Regions from separate parts of the Homo sapiens genome. Here region 2 is linked to region 1. Evidence: chromatin loops called from intact Hi-C (ENCODE). Cell type or tissue: OCI-LY7. All regions are shown on one strand.

Region 1 (8,000 bases):
AAAACAAGTACCTGACTTTGACACCAACCAAAATTGCACATTTTTTCATGTCACATTACAGTGGTTACGGTATCTAGAAAGATCATTTTCATTCCTTACTACTTCAAGACCACAGTGGATAGATATAAGACCTGCCACTAGATCATTTTCTCTAATGAGTTAATAAGTACATACGTTACTACATCACAAATTTGATTTCTATAGTTTTGATACCTGTATTACAGTATAATTATTTCTCTTTGTAGTCCTATGTATTTTATTTTGTGCATTTAAAATATTAATCAGAGAAGCAATCCATGGGTTTCACCAGACTGTCAGAGGGGTCCATAGCACAAAAACTACTAAAAATCCCTGAGTCAGGCCCGGCGCGGTGGCTCATGCCTGTAATCCTAGCACTTTGGGAGGCCAAGGCAGGTGGATCACAAGGTCAGGAGTTCTAGATCAGCCTGGCCAACATGGTGAAACCCCATCTCTACTAAAAATACAAGAAATTAGCTGAGTGCGGTGGTGCGCACCTGTAATCCCAGCTACTCGGCACCCTGAGGCAGGAGAATCACTTTAACCCAGGTGGTGGAGGTTGCAGTGAGCCAAGATTGCACCATTGCATTCCAGCCTGGGCAACAAAGCAAGACTCAGTCTTGAAAAAAAAAAAAAAATCCCTGAGACAAAAACTAAAAAGAATGATAGATTGGCATGAAACCCCCTCTCTACTAAAAATACTGAAAATACAAAAAAAAAAAAGAAATCAGCCGGGCGTGTTGGCGGGCGCCTGTGGTCCCAGCTACTCGGGAGGCTGAGGCAGGAGAATGGCGTGAACCCGGGAGGCGGAGCTTGCAGTGAGCCGGGATTGTGCCACTGCACTCCAGCCTGGGCAACAGAGCGAGACTCTGTCTCAAAAAAACAAACAAACAAACAAAAAAACTTGTAGACAAAATTAAAAGCTGACCAAAAGCTGGGCCAATACATGTAGAGTATAAAAGTATATAAAAAGTTAAAAATCTAGAGGTGTCCAAAGCACTCAGGGGCAAATTTTTTAAAGATAATTACCCAGTAGAAAAATAGAGGAAAAACATGGATGGGAAATTTATGAAATACAAAATAAAATTAATCTTTATGTGTGAAAAAACAAATTTCAACCTCACCAATTAAGCATAAATTAAAGCAACAGGGATAGGACATTTTTCACCCATTCAATTGAAAATATTTGAAAATGTGTTAACTCTTATTACTGTAACGAAGATGGCATAGTAATACACACTTGTATAAACTTGTTAATAATGCAAATTGTAAGCTTTCTGAAGGGCAATTTGTAAATTCATATAAAAAAACATTAAAATATGCAAACCTGTTCCTCTAGTCATTTTGCTTCTGGGAGTTTATTCTAAGAAAATAATCAGAGACATGAAAAAAAATTATTTTAAAGGAAACTCAAACCAGCTTTATAAGGACAAATAATAGAAACAAATATGTCATAACAGAGTTAATTTTACATAAATTATAATTCTTCCATATAATTACAATGCACCTATTAAAAATTGGATTAAGAAAGTAAGAAAATGTTCAAGTAACATTAAGTGGAAAACTCTGGTTTTTAAAAGGTGTATCTGGAATGTGATCCCATTCTGTGCGTATACCTACATAATGTCAGGAAGACATTAGCTAAAATATTAACAGTAGTTATCTCGGGGTGGTGGAATCACAGTAAATTTTCTTATTTAGGTATTTTCCAAATGTTATACAATTAATAAGTTACTTTTAGAATCAGGAAAAGGTGAAAGCTACTTGTAAATATTGGCCACTTTTACCAAAAAAAAAAAAATCACTAAGTAAAATAAATTTGAAAAGAATGTAAGTGTCTGTCTAAGGCAGGATCTGAGTTCCCTTGGCCAACATTGAGAACCAACTAGCTATTCTTCTCTTGCCTCTCAAAGATCAACATGCTGCTTAACTTTCAACTGGGAGAGAACTGCCCCTGCCCAGAGGAGATTCGGGAGGAGCTGTATGATTTCCATGAGGACCTTCTCCTTCACTGTGGTAAGCTGCCCAGAGAAAGGCTTTGTCCTTTTTTTACAAGAAGAGTCTGTTTTTGATTCCTTCATTAGAAAGCTAGTGGGAGGTTGGGAAGTTATTTTTGTATTTAAAATTGCAATACTGTCTTTCAAGACGTGACTATCCTAGCTACTTGTGTCAGAAAAGATACAGGAAGTAACCCTGACAGAATATATGACCAAAATTCCTTCTACCTAAAAGAGCCTGTGCTGAGATATAGAGAGGAAACAGGGTTTCTAGCAAAAGAATGAAGACAACTGATCCTTATATAAACCTCACCTAATTTGCTTAAAGTTAGTTGGGACTCTCAGCTTCCAGGTGAGACAAGATTCTGATCTCTTTGCTTTTTAGCTATTAGGGGTGTGTGTGTGTGGGGGGGGGGGGGGGTGTGGGTGTGTGGGTGTGTGTGGTGTGTGTGTGTGTGTGTGTGTGTTTAGTAACTTCTGCCCTTAAGGCTTCTCAGCCAGCAATCTCTACTTGGATACGTACCTACTGGTTTTAAGCAGCTCTCAGCATTTGTGTTGCTTGTACATGGGTAGGTTTAATAATATATGGGTAATTGACAAGCTTTTCATTTGAAATAACTCATTGTTAACTTCTTCTACAGATTCTAGGGCCACGTCCCCCAAACATTCTTCCAGAGGTTTCAACACTATAAGAGTGTATGTAATCCCCCTTACACTCTTTCAGAGGTTTTGGGGGTACAGATTCAAAACACATGTTTTAGGATTAAACTTACTTGTTGTTCTGATAAACAGGAAATCAATATTTTTTTTTTCAAAAGCTATAAGATAGGTAACTATTCACGAGAATAGTATCTTTAGAAAGCCTGTAGTATCTTTAGAAAGTTCCAGAAGGATGGGAAGCAGTTTTTTAAATGTTCTTTGTGACACTATGATGGTTTCATGCACTGCTTTGGATTTTCACCCTGTTCTGTGGCTTGCTAGGGGTTCCTTTGGAAGAAGAGGAAGAGGAGGAGGAGGACACCTCCTGGACAGGAAAACTCTGTGCCTTGGTTTACAAAATCAAAGGCCCACCCAAGCCAGAGAAGGAGCAGCCGACGGAGGAGGAGGAGAGATGCCCCAGTAAGTGACATTGCCTTTAAATGACAGTGTGCTCTTCTAAGACTTAATTAATGTAACTTTTTTTAAACAAATACTGTAAGATAGATAGGGGCTGCTTAACTTCAAAGAAAGCATCTGGGCAGTATGTTATAATTGCTGGTGGTTCAGTTACGTATTTTGGGTTCTGCCTTTCTTCTGATTGAAGAAACTTACTTTCATACTGTCCTGAAACCTGAGATGGGTTGCTTGGTGTCTGTTCTTGCTGTCGTGTTCTACTTAGAGGTGCCTGTAAATACATGTCTGTTCTTCTTTTAGGTTTCCATAGTCTTCCTCTTTTAACCATTATTGTTTCTTAACGATTATTGTTTCTGTCACTTCCCTTTGTGGTTCCTTAGCATTGAAAATTGCCCCAGAGAGAAAATAAAATAATAATAAAAGAGAGTTTGTAAAGGATATAGGATATGAGTTTGGGGGGGTTGTTTTTGGATTTGGGGTATGATTTTTGAAAATGTAGCATCCTAGAAACTTTGACTTCCTATTTTTCAACAATGCCGAGCTTTGTCTAGATTTATCTCTCTAATCCTTATACTATAGATGACTCCTACCGTTTTGACCCATGATGAAACAAGATTATAACTTGTTCTGCAGGGCTGTTAGACTATCTCTAGGACATGAAATTTCAAGAGGAAGATTGTCTTGTCTGAGTATTATATATAATCAGTCTACTCCTTGGTACAGATTCAGCAAATTTATCATTTGTTTAAAGAAGAAGGAATTTCTCAGGTTTAATATCGTTGCTTTTTATCTTGTTACCTATTCCTATCCATCTTGGAACACCCTTTCAAATCGTAGACTAGAGCAATTGACTGTCAAGATAGGATCAGTTTGTCTGAAAACACTACTTTGGGGTTCATACATCTTACTGCCCTTACTGCCCTTTATATCGACCTTTCAACTTTGTCAGAATATCTCTGAAGGGAACAAATCTCACCATTTGTCATCGGAAGTATTGAAACCTCTGGAAGAGTGTATGGGGGACTTGGCAATGGCAACCCTTGATAGGGTAGTTCCATCAGTCACTCTGGAAAGGGCGGGTCTTTTGTGAGGATGTGCCAGCAGCACTCTAAAGCCACAAAAACGTGAGTTTAGGCTCCCTTTGTGGTTACCGCCAAAGGAGAACTGAAAATAGGCTGAGTTACCCATATGTCTCCTATATCACCTGCTGAGAGTCTCTTTTGAAAGTGGTTGCTTCTTTCCCACCTTCTTTTTCTTTTTTTTTTTTTTTTTTTTTTTTCCTGAGACAGGGTCTTGCTCTGTCACCCAGGCTGGAGTGCAGTGGTGTGATCTCCACTCACTGCAACCTCCACCTCACGGTTCAAGCGATTCTCCTGCCTCAGCCTCCCAAATAGCTGGGATTACAGGCATGCGCCACCATGTCTGGCTAATTTTTGTATTTTTAGTAGAGACAGGGTTTCATCATGTTGGCCAGGTTGGTCTCGAACTTTTGACCTCAAGCAGTCTGCCCTCCTCAGCCTCCCAAAGTGCTGGGATTACAGGCATGAGCCACCACAGCTGGCCCTTTCCCACCTTCTTTTTAACAGAGAGTTTGTCATGGCTGGCGGGGGGTGGGGTCCCACCAGGTGACCATTTCATGTGAGGTAAATGGAGTCAGTCAGATGAAGTCACTTGTCACCTGCCTCTGTGAAGCCTCCCCCTACATCTGTGAATGGTGTTCGGGCACCAAGGATTGCAGTCTGCAGCCCCGCTACCTCAGGCCTCAGGCACACAGACCACATTCTGTCTGTCTTGGCAAAACACGCACACCCGAGAGGCCAGCCCTGTATGAGACTGCGTGTCTTCACCTCATGCTTCTTCCCTTCCACAGGAGGAGTTATGAGAGGTTCACGTTTCGTGTCATAAGTACTCTATCTTGGGATCCCAGAAATAGACGAAATGGTTGAGGTGATCAGGCATGTTTGGCTTCTCTGCTGAATGTTCCAGACATGATGAATCCCCTCACTCAAGCCTGGCATTTTAAAATAAATTCTAGAGAGTGGTTTAACAACCACCACCCCCATAAATTGTTTTTAATATGATCAGATGGAGACAAGGTTGCTGATTACAGAACCATATGCATTAAAGGGTCAAAATCCTTTAAATTATTGGTAATTTTGTTCATGCTATTGCGTATCTGATTTCTATTACCCTTGCATTTGATGAAATAATAAAAGTGTAGATAGTGTTAGAAACGTTATACAATGAATTGGCAGTTTACTGAATACTTCCACACATATTCATTTACTGCTGTTAGTTTTCTACACTCCTCCATTGTATAGTTGGGGGAAGCAGGACTCAGAAGAATTAAGGGGTACTTGTTTATTCTTTCTACCCTTACCCGTTCCAGAAAAACGTCCGGGTGTCTGATTGTCACCAACCTAAGGTACGTAAAGTGAGTAAAGCTATGGCTTGAAGGCAGGTCTTCTGTCTCTTTGTATTGTGCTGTGCTTCTCCACTGTACCCTTGCCAAAGAACTTACCAGCATACATACCATGAGCTACAAACACATTTGGAATGGCTTTTTAAAATCACTCTTTTTATCTTGCCTACTACATCTGTGAGATATCTCACTGTTTTGACTCAAAATCTGAACCCAACGGAATTCAATGTTTTAACATTTAAAAGTTCACCAAACCAAGGATCTGAATCATTTTCAGATAAGGTGGTGGTGGGCTCACCCCGCAGTCCCTCTGCTGTGAGCAGTTGATGTTGGCCAATGACCTGCAGAGAAGCCACAACTTTTCTAGGAAAGAGAGAGCAACAGTGTCCTGAAACTCACATTCTGAAATCTGCTAGCTGGCTCAATGTTGAAGGGATTTGCCTAAATTAACTCCAAGCCATATTGTTAATGAAAGCTGTTACAATATTATCAAAGGATCAAATGATAATGAACAAGTGAAAAAATCTAACAATAGTAGCCACTGTACTAAGTCACTTTTTTTTCGTATCTCCATCCAGAAAATTCCCTAGAAAATGTTTTGCTTGTTCCTTCTGGCCAGTACTTTTCCAACGCTGCAGTTTAAGCAGCATTTCCTTCAATGTAAATATATAGGCATTGAATTATTCTTCCAGAAGAGGCTGACCATCTATTTCTCCTAAATTCTAAAATTAACAAAATAAAAACCATCTGTCAAATTTTACAGATTAAAATTCGGTAAATTCTTGATCTCTGCCATTTGTTGAATGCTTTCCCCATGGGAGAAGGAAGCTCCACGCTGGCATCTTATCTCTATGCTTAGAGGTCTTGAGATGACCCATTGCAATTCAGCTTTGGGTGGCATCGGTTAAGAACTGAGTTATAGGTGAGCATGGCTGAGTCTTTCTGAAGGAGGTGAACATCCCTCTTCTGTCTTTAGCCCTGTGCTGTTTGCCACAGAATGTTACCTCTCGCAGAGATTAGGTGGCACTCTTGGCCTTGAATAGTGCCTGCTCTCCCCTGCCACTCTTCTCCTAATGAAGACCAGAACTGGAGGTGACCTTGAACCTGTCAAGCCCCAAAGTCCTTACGTATGTTACCTCTTGCCTATTCACTGAACAGCCTAGGAGCCCTAAACCAAAATTCTCTCCCAGCTAAATGCTGTAGCATGTTTAGTGCTGAGAAGAAGAAAACATCTATACGAAATAAGTCCTAGCCCCTCAACACAAATACGCACATGCAAAGTGAGATAACTTAGTAGTAAGTACATCTGCAGAGCTCAGGCAGTATTTCTAAGCCTCTTCTCTAAATTCTCTCCAAAGAGCCTCTCCCTAAACACACACACACACAAACACCTCCTCTGTGAAGTCTTTCAAACTCATTCTTTTTCCCTCTACCCCTTCCATATTGTGGAATTTCTAGTAGTGTATGTATGACTTTCCACGTTATGTGAGGTACTTGTATATGTGTTTGTTTTCCTCACCAGGTCTTAATGCAGGGAACATGTCGTACTTGTTTCCACACTCAGCTCTATGGCACAAATCTTTTTGACCTCCAACTGAATATTGGTTACTTGAGGCTCATAAAAAAGAAGAAAACAGGGACCTTTCAGAAAAAGGAGGAAATGGGTATGGCTAGGCAACTCAAAATAATCATGAGGTTGGATGTATTGTAATAAAAGTACAGACAAAATACAGTAGGTGGCCAGAGGAGGAGATTGGGAAATTGTCTGTGAAGAATGTAGATGGATGGATAAAATAAGAAGGAAAAGGCATTTTTAATGAAAAAAAAAAAAAAAGCTGCTTCAACAAAGGCCCATGTGCAGCAAAGTTCATGTCATATACAGGAGTGGCAACAAGTTGAGAATGGCTGAATTATAAAAAGAATAGAATGGGTCAGAATGGAAAAAAAAAAAAAAAAGAGTGGTGTTAGAATATAGAACATCTTGAAAAATCCAGTGGCTATAGTCCCAGTTACTGGGGAGGCTGAAGCAGGAGAATGGGGTGAACCCAGGAGGCGGAGCTTGCAGTGAGCCGAGATAGTGCCACTGCAGTCCGGCCTGGGTGACAGAGCGAAAATTCTGTCTCAAAAATCCAGCAGCTAAACCGTATGCAGGCTTAGAGTGTTACTCTTTGTTATGCCCATGTATTTTGTAATATTTGGTCTCCCAGTTGTGGGGAGGGAGGGGCTAACACTTACGTGGTACCCACTTTGTCCTGAGCATTGTCTTGAGCACTTCCATAAATATTACCTCGTTTAATTCTCATGAGAACAATCTGTAATACACAATTCTATTTCTATTTTACAATTGAAACTGAAGTAAAGACAGAGTAAGTAACTTTCCAAAATCACACAGAGGTGGCATAAAACTTCAAAACTTTGTCAACCTGAATTCAACGCCCATCCTTGTCACT
Region 2 (8,000 bases), 350 kb before region 1:
TCATGAAATCTAAAGAAAGCAGGGTGTGCATTCAACATGTATTGACCAATTACTCTCCACCCAGCCTTAAACAAGTTACTGGAAGTTACATAGATGAAAAAGACATCTTAATGTTTGTTGTTTTTGACAGCTCAGGGTCAAGAGGGAGCTCAGACTTACTTTGAGGTAGCAAGGATATCAGTCACTTCAGATGACTTTATAACAATTAATTTAACTTTTCCATGTTTCTATGGTACAAAAATTTTCCTGTTGAAAGGTATGACCTTGGGGAAGTTTCCTTACTTCTGTTCTTGTTTTCTCATGTTAAATGAGGGTCATAATAGTGCCTATCTGAGAGGATTGTTGCAAGGATTAAATGAGTTCATCCATGTGAGGTACTTGGAACAGTGCTCAACATATAGTAAATCCTCAATAAATATTATTTATTATTGTCTCAACAAAACAGTGTAAACATTGACATTAGTCACACTAGCTATTCCAAATGTCATTGCACAGTCATTTTATTATTGGAAAGTACAAAGGGACAATCCCCTGGGATTATTCCATAGTCTTGATTCCTGGCATTCTGCTTCACTCTAAATATGAGCAGGCTTTGTGAATGGAAATGAGCCTGCAATGTTCATGGCCTTGGGAGTACAGATTGGGAGGTCAGTTCTCTGAGCGTCTACTTTGCAAAGCCTCTTGATGCAAATGCTGATTGACTTCTCCCTGGGCAATTTTAAATTCCTCACGTCAATAGATGGGCAACATGATTTGGAGAATCCACAGCTACACAAAAATTCATCATCTTTGCTTTGGGGAGACATTTTTTACAACTTATGTCTTAAGTGTAGAAATTAACCTCTCTGGGAATTTACTGTATTTCTAATAACACAAGGTCATCCTGCTGTAAGGATCTGGCTTTTCATATCCAAGGATACAAAGCATGGACCTAAAGTAAAGCTTGATCCTTGCTACATACTTCACTGCCCTCTCCCCTGAGAGGTCCTGCTGGGGCAGTTGTCCAAGCCTCTGATTCTTACTCCCTCCTCTCTATCAAACCTTATTCCCATCCTTTTTCCCTCTGCTTTCCATGGAATTAAACTGGATCATATTGGTTATTTAACCCTGTTAAGAATTGTCCTTCCCTGGTTGAGAGTAGGTGTGTGTGAAGCTAAAATGCTCTGCTCCTTAAGTGACAGGTGTGTAGAAGGGCCCATGGACAGGCTGATGGCACCTTGTTTTTGATTAGTTTGGATCACCCTAATTGGTTCTTCATTTCACTCAGAAATCTGGTCCCAATGACTGAAAACTTAATTGGACTTAATAGACGGGAAATTTAATAATAATACAAAAAAACTAAAGCAAGATTTCTTCAAATAATAGAGAATGGGTGGGCTTTTGGTCTCCTTAAAGAAAGGAGAGTTCCGGTGCTGAATCTGAGTGTTTCACTAACTAGCAATACATTTAACATTTTAAGTTGTAAATAGAAAAGTGAACTCTATGGATGAGTTATTTCATTAATGCCAGCCTCAGTTTCCTAATCTATAGAAAGGTGAAAATTATAACTAATTCACAGAGAAGGGGTCAGGGTGAAATGATCAGACCTGAGATTCTCCAGAGCAAGGCTCTATTTTATCACCATTTGCTGCTTCCTTCTCCCCAACGTTTAACTATGCCCAGCACTTGAGACTGCCCTCAGAAAGTACACTTTATAGAGTATAAAATGCTATGAAGATGTCACACATGCATCTTAGAACTTGGACAACATTGGCATCTGATTACATTTTATGTTAGGCCATTCTTGGGTTGCCATAAAGAAAGCTATGTCTGAGACTGGGCAATTTATAAAGGAAAGGGTTTAATTGGCACATGGCTCTGCGGGCTGCCCAAGCATGACACTGGCATCTGCTCGGCTTCTGGGGAGGCCTCCAGGAGCTTTTCGGCATAGTGAAAAGCAAAGCAAGAGCGAGCATGTCACATGGCCAGAGAAGGAGCAAGAGAGGGAGCGGCAGGGGGAGGTGCCACACACTTTTAAACGACTAGATTTCACAAGAATCCCCTTTATCATGAGGACAGCACCAAGACATGAGAAATCCACAACCATGACCCAAACACCTCCCACAAGGGCCCACCTCCAACACTGGGGATTACAATTCAACAAGAGATTTGGTGGGGACATATAATCAAATTATATCCCATATATAGAGAGCCCACTATTCTAATTAAATACATTTTAGATCAAAGTTGCTCTGACTTATTTATTTTTGTACATACATTTTATTATATTGGCTCATAATTAGGCATGATGGTACACAATTCACATAAATGACTACAATCTATGTAAGTTTTGTCTATCCAGAACAACTTTTTTTCCACTGAATGTCCTAGTTCTCTCTTATTGTCGATCTTAAAGTCGATGGTTTCTCTGGAACCACATCATTTTCAGGTCACCATTGTCACTGTGCTTATTGCAGCTCTACAAACATAAATGACAAATTCAGAATTCACACTCTTGTCTACCTTATTGTAAGCTCTTAACCACTCTGTTGTCAAACAATGTATCATCTGTATCAGCACCACTATCATGTACAGTCTCTGACAAGAGAGTGGTTAAGAGCTTACAGTAAGGTAGACAAGAGTGTGAATTCTGAATTTGTCATTTATGTTTGTAGAGCTGCAATAAGCACAATGCCTGGCTTGTACCAGGCATATTTTCTCTTCCGTGCTATAATATATGATATGATATTTAATACATATATATTTTTTTCTTTGAGACAGAGTCTCACTCTGTCTCCCAGGCTGGAGTGCAGTGGCACGATCTCTGCTCACTGCAAGCTCCGCCTCCCAGGTTCACGCCATCCTCCTGCCTCAGCCTCCCGAGTAGCTGGGACTACAGGCACCCGCCACCATGCCCAGCTTTTTTGTATTTTTAGTAGAGACGGGGTTTCACCATGTTGGCCAGGATGGTCTCGATCTCCTGACCTCATGATCCGCCTGCCCCGGCCTCCCAAAGTGCTGGGATTACAGGCGTGAGCCACCGCGCCCGGCCTTAATACATATTTTAATGGCAGAGCCTACTCCCCAGTGGCTGAGGATTCTTTCTGCCAGAGCCCCAGCACCCATGCTCAGACTATACTTTGATGAGCCACCTGGGATCCTGAAGCAGCTGCTCTTCAATGATATGGGGAGGGGGTGGAAGATGTACTTAAACTGTTTATTTACTACAATTTCTAAGTCAATTAATTGAGAAAAAAAATCTAAATAGCTCTCCCACCTGCGCCCTGGAAGCCTTAGCCAAGTGAAAACCTGTGGGTGTGCATGCATTTGTACTTGATTTTCTAAATATGTGAAGGTTGCAGTCCAAGTCATGCTTTTAACTCAACCACATCCTGTGCTTGACTCCCAGCTGTTTGGGAGGTGGTAACTTTGACTGTCCCCTGGGCTTTGCTCTGGTCTCTGGCTGTGCTAAGTGCATGCCACTTGTTCATATCCTGGTGAGGCCTGTGGAATACACATAAGAGGGCAAATAACTCACAAAGCTGGAAGAGGCTCCCGGATCTAGTCTGAACTGCCCAATTAAATGCAGATTAGAAGGCAGGTTTATTGAGGTTTTGAAGTAAAGGAGAGTTAGGGTTAACCTTTATCTAGCCCACAGGTTAGGTATAATATGTCACTGGGCAGGATGTGACCCTTTGCCCAGACTTCTTTATCACCATATGACATGGTACATGGAATTCCTGACATTCAAGATACTCTTTTGGATTAAGGTTTTATCTCCAAGGCATTTGCCTTGGATATTGTCTGGGGGTGGGAGGAGTGAATTTAGATGTTACTATACATCCTCTTGGATTATGACATTCTCTATGGATGAAACTTTGGTCTGGTAATATGGCATTTGGGATATAAAGAATTACCACTAAGGCACTGGCAGATTCCACTCACAGTAGGTTACCCTGTATCTTCTGGGGAAATGGGGGAAGGAAGGGTACTCTAAAAAAGTGGCATCTTAAGGATAAGGAGTAGGAGCACAGAGTCCAAACATCACTAATGTCGCCATTTTTATCCCAATCTTATTTTGTAGATGCTAATATCTTAGATAAAACTCAGTGCTTTCTATCAATAGAGGAGGGGTTCTAATGTTAAATGTTTCTTTCTTTACCGCCTACCTTTCTTCATCTTTGGTGCTTGTCAACATCTAGCAAGCTGTGTATGACACTGATTTATCCTGTTTGTCTCTCTCCTACTTTGCAAGCGTTCAGGGGCCAGAAGTTTTGTTCTTTTCTTTGCTGTGTTCTTGCTACTAAGGATGGTGCTTAGCATATAGTAGGTCTCTGTAAAGAGTTGTTGAAAGAGTTAGTAAATCCTCATCTGCTGCCCCTCCAGCCCAGGTGCTCACCTCACTCAACTCTCTGCTAAGTTCCCCTCTCTGTGCACTCATGGTTGGTGAGACTGAAGTATGTGTTGACACAAAGTTAAAAACCCAACCGCATTATGGAATGATCCACTGGGGATCTGGGGACTAATGTCTCAGTTTCTGATCTCAGTGGCTTATAGGATGCCAGCTTGTGAAGACTGAGAAATCAGGATGGCATGGACATCACATATGCATTTGCCTGATTCTCAGGACTAAACACACATATGGGATATTTCTAGATTCTTCTAAAAATGGAAAATAGATATAGGACAATTCTATATTTATGGGACATACGTCTGCTCTACATATTATTGATACCAGTTTGATGACTGTTCATATTTTTGTATTTCTTTGTGCTTGCAAACTGATGCTTGTTTGAGAAACTGAAGGTTATTTGATGTCAGTGTACCTTGGACAACATTTCTGTGTGCTTTTAAATCCTATAGTCTGTACCAGATACAAACCAGTAACCACTCTATAGGACCCCTTTACTCCCATGAGATTCTGGAGCACCATCAACAGCAGATACCAGCCCCCTCCACTGGCATGTGTACTTGCCGATTAGGAGCATAAACCCAGCCATCACTCATATCTAAAGATGAAGGGAAGACATTTTATTGACAGTTGAAGTTATTGAATGGTCCAAGATTAATTTTTGTTTGGCTTTGAAATGTACTTTACTACTTTCATGTTGCTTAGCTTGTTTCTACTTTTATATTACTCCTGTTTCCTTCTAGTCCTCATCTTCCTTTAGAATCTACAGCTTCTTCTGAGCCTTCTGATATTTCTCCTTTAGGGTCCTGAATTCCCATAGGATTATGATGAGGTTTCTTTTCTTTTCCTTTCTTTCCTTTTCTTTTCTTTTCCTCTCTTTCCTTTTCTTTTCTTTTCCTTTCCTGCCGCTTTCCACCTTCCCCCTTCCCCCTTCCCCTCTCTGCCTTCCCCCTCCCCCTCTTCCTTCCTTCCTTCCTTCCTTCCTTCCTTCCTTCCTTCCTTCCTTCCTTCTTTCTTTTCTTTTCTCTTTTCATTTCTTTTCTTCCTGTTGTTGAGACAGGGTCTCACTCTGTTACCCAGGCTGGAGTGCAGTGGCACAATCATGCCCCACTGCAGCCTCCATCTCTCGATCTCAAGCAATCCTCCCACCTCAGCCTCCCAAGTAGCTAGGACTACAGGCATGTGCCACCATGCCTCGCTAATTTTTGTAGTTTTTGTAGAGATGGGGTTTTGCCATTTTGCCCAAGCTGTTTTCTTGAACTCCTAAGCTCAAGCAACCTGCTCACCTCGGCCTCCCAAAGTGCTGGGATTACAGGTGTGAGCAACCATGCCCGGCCTATTTCTTTCTTACACGAGTCTGTTGAGGTTCTTTGTTTTTTGTTTTCCCCAATGTCTACTGAACTAAATCAAAGCTACTATCTTCTAAAAGAACCATAGGGCATTATAGATAGGAAAAGACCCCTGGCAATCATCTGTTAACTATTGTGTTAGGGAACTGAGATGCTATCCCCTTATTCATCCGTCCATCCACCCATTCATCCAGCAAGCATTTGTTGAGTACTTACTATGTAAAAGGCATGTGCTAGGGATTGGAGAAGATTTAAAGGTGATCAAAACACATAATCCCATTTTCAAGGATCTTAAAGTGTGGTCAGAGAGTTAGATATCTAAGGAACTAACAAGAAAGCAGAACAAAAATGTGTTAAATAAAGGTAAAAGTTATACATCCTAGAAGGAATACTTTTGACTAGGGAGTCAGGGAAGATTTGAAAAGAGAGGGAACATTTGAACTGGGGGTTTCTATAGGTTGTTGATAGGTTGCAAATGGAGTGAAAGAGGCACTTGAGACAGAAGGATGATCGTAAAGCAATACTCAGCAGTATAAAAGTATGTGACATGTTCAGGGAACTATAAAGACTGGAGTGTAGGGAGGTACATGGAAGACTGACTGTGTTGGGAGATAAGGCTGGAAAACTGGGGAGCAAATCAAGACAATCTGGCCTTAATTCTTTAGGTAATGGAGAACTAGCTAACATAAGTGCAATTAAGTCTAAAAATTTTGAACATACTTATGATAATTTACTACAGCATGGTTTTGATAAGGTAGACTATATAGACATAGATTATGAAGGATGCTTTTTATATTAATTTCTTCAACTTATTGTTATATGTCTGATACTAAATCATTTGTGCAATTGCAACTGTAAATACTGTACTTGATAAGCCTTAGGGTGTAGTTTAAAAAAAAAAAACTCCACTGACAGAGAACTGGCATTGCCCCTTGCATGGAAGTGAAAGACGAGACGCATGTTACATCTGTAATTTTCTTCATGGAATGAGAGCTGTTATACAGCTATAGAAGATGATTCACCTTCTCAGGCCAAAGGATTAAAGGTGACAGAAAAAAAAGTAAGTACTTTGAGAACATGTAGAAAACAGAAGCTGATGAGCACTGGAGGGCTATAGTCTTATTAAAGGTGTTACTGAGGACTCTGGTTGTTGAAAGTTGAGTATCAGCAGCATCCCTCATACCTCACACTGTTAAGTGTGTATGGATCCTCCACTTCTGGCAGAAAGCCACGAATCCATGGGACACAGGGGCTGTCTTAAAGCCACTGGTGATAGTGTGGTACAACCATTGTTTGAATACACATTTATAGACCTTGCTACCCTCGCTCTGGCCCTTTGAACCTACCATTTGGTTATATCTAATAGTGAAGAAAAATTGGAGAATTCAAATCAACACAATCAGATTGTTTAAAATTTTGCTAAAGGTTTAGTAAGGACTATAACTGGAAAGTGATTGTTAATTACTGTTTTCTGAACTAAACAATCAGGTGCTTGATCATATTGTGCAAATTTTACTTCATGTTATGAAAATCTCCTTTTCTCCACTAGACTGAATAGCTCCCTGGAGGGGAAGTTGCCTGCCTGCCTGCCTGCCTGCCTTCCTTCCTTCCTTCCTCCCCATCTCTATCTCTCTCTCTTCCTTTCTTTTCCTTTATCAGTGCTTATATTTGGGTATACAGTGACTCAGTGATTACTTGAATGATTTTTCATTCATCATTTCTGCATGGTCTCATTGATTAGACTAGATATTCTGCAAGTATTACTTCAGATCCCCCCAAGTGGTGTTTTCTTACCTAGTTACTTATGAAAATCCACATTCAGAAATTGCAGGTTATATTCTGAGTTAGACAATGTGAACCTCTAATGGGAATGACTTGTTTTCAATAAAATTTCAAAAGGGGGTTGTGTCTGTATGTGTGCCTGAAATTAAGTCCAAGACTGGGTTTTTGTTGCTGTGTTTTCTGATATAGCCCTAATGGCCAACACAGCATTTCACCTATAGCATGTGCCAAATAAACATATGCAGAACAACCTAATAAAATGAAATGGAGAAAATGGGAAGAAACATAAGTTTATTTGAAATCTGACATCTCATGTTCCAACTAAACTCTACATCCATCCTATTTCCACCTATGTAGTATCATGAGTTCCCTGTGTGGGCTGTTACGGCAGCTCTGCCCACACCGTCCTTATCTTTCTGGAGTGCTTCGTCTGTTCCTTTTCAAGCTTCCTATTGTTCCTTTTAAGTGTGCTTAACTAA

The links. Hi-C counts contacts between places; a loop is a spot of excess contacts. Peaks named below come from ENCODE experiments on the same cell type or tissue, not always from the same donor. Only the 100,000 strongest peaks of a DNase experiment are listed, where the experiment ranks them.
Region 2: it touches region 1 in a loop (7-fold over the local background); 2 of 110 quality-filtered maps call a loop at or near these places.

What each region holds. Positions count from the first base shown.
Region 1 is chr15:33,667,423-33,675,422 of GRCh38, forward strand. RYR3 (ryanodine receptor 3) reads left to right here. Exons shown (of 104, transcript NM_001036.6): 37 at 1,932-2,034; 38 at 2,997-3,134. Among named protein-coding and RNA genes, the nearest start is that of CHRM5, 300 kb to the right of the region's middle. In OCI-LY7, no CTCF peak of the experiment used is centred here; a DNase peak (open chromatin) is centred at 4,249; H3K4me3 peaks cover 1,230 bases; H3K27ac peaks cover 1,501 bases.
Region 2 is chr15:33,320,377-33,328,376 of GRCh38, forward strand. All of the region lies in intron 1 of RYR3 (ryanodine receptor 3), which reads left to right. Among named protein-coding and RNA genes, the nearest start is that of RYR3, 13 kb to the left of the region's middle. RefSeq lists a silencer at 3,327-3,376 and an enhancer at 7,732-8,000. In OCI-LY7, no CTCF peak of the experiment used is centred here; DNase peaks (open chromatin) are centred at 3,345 and 4,405; H3K4me3 peaks cover 780 bases; H3K27ac peaks cover 3,542 bases.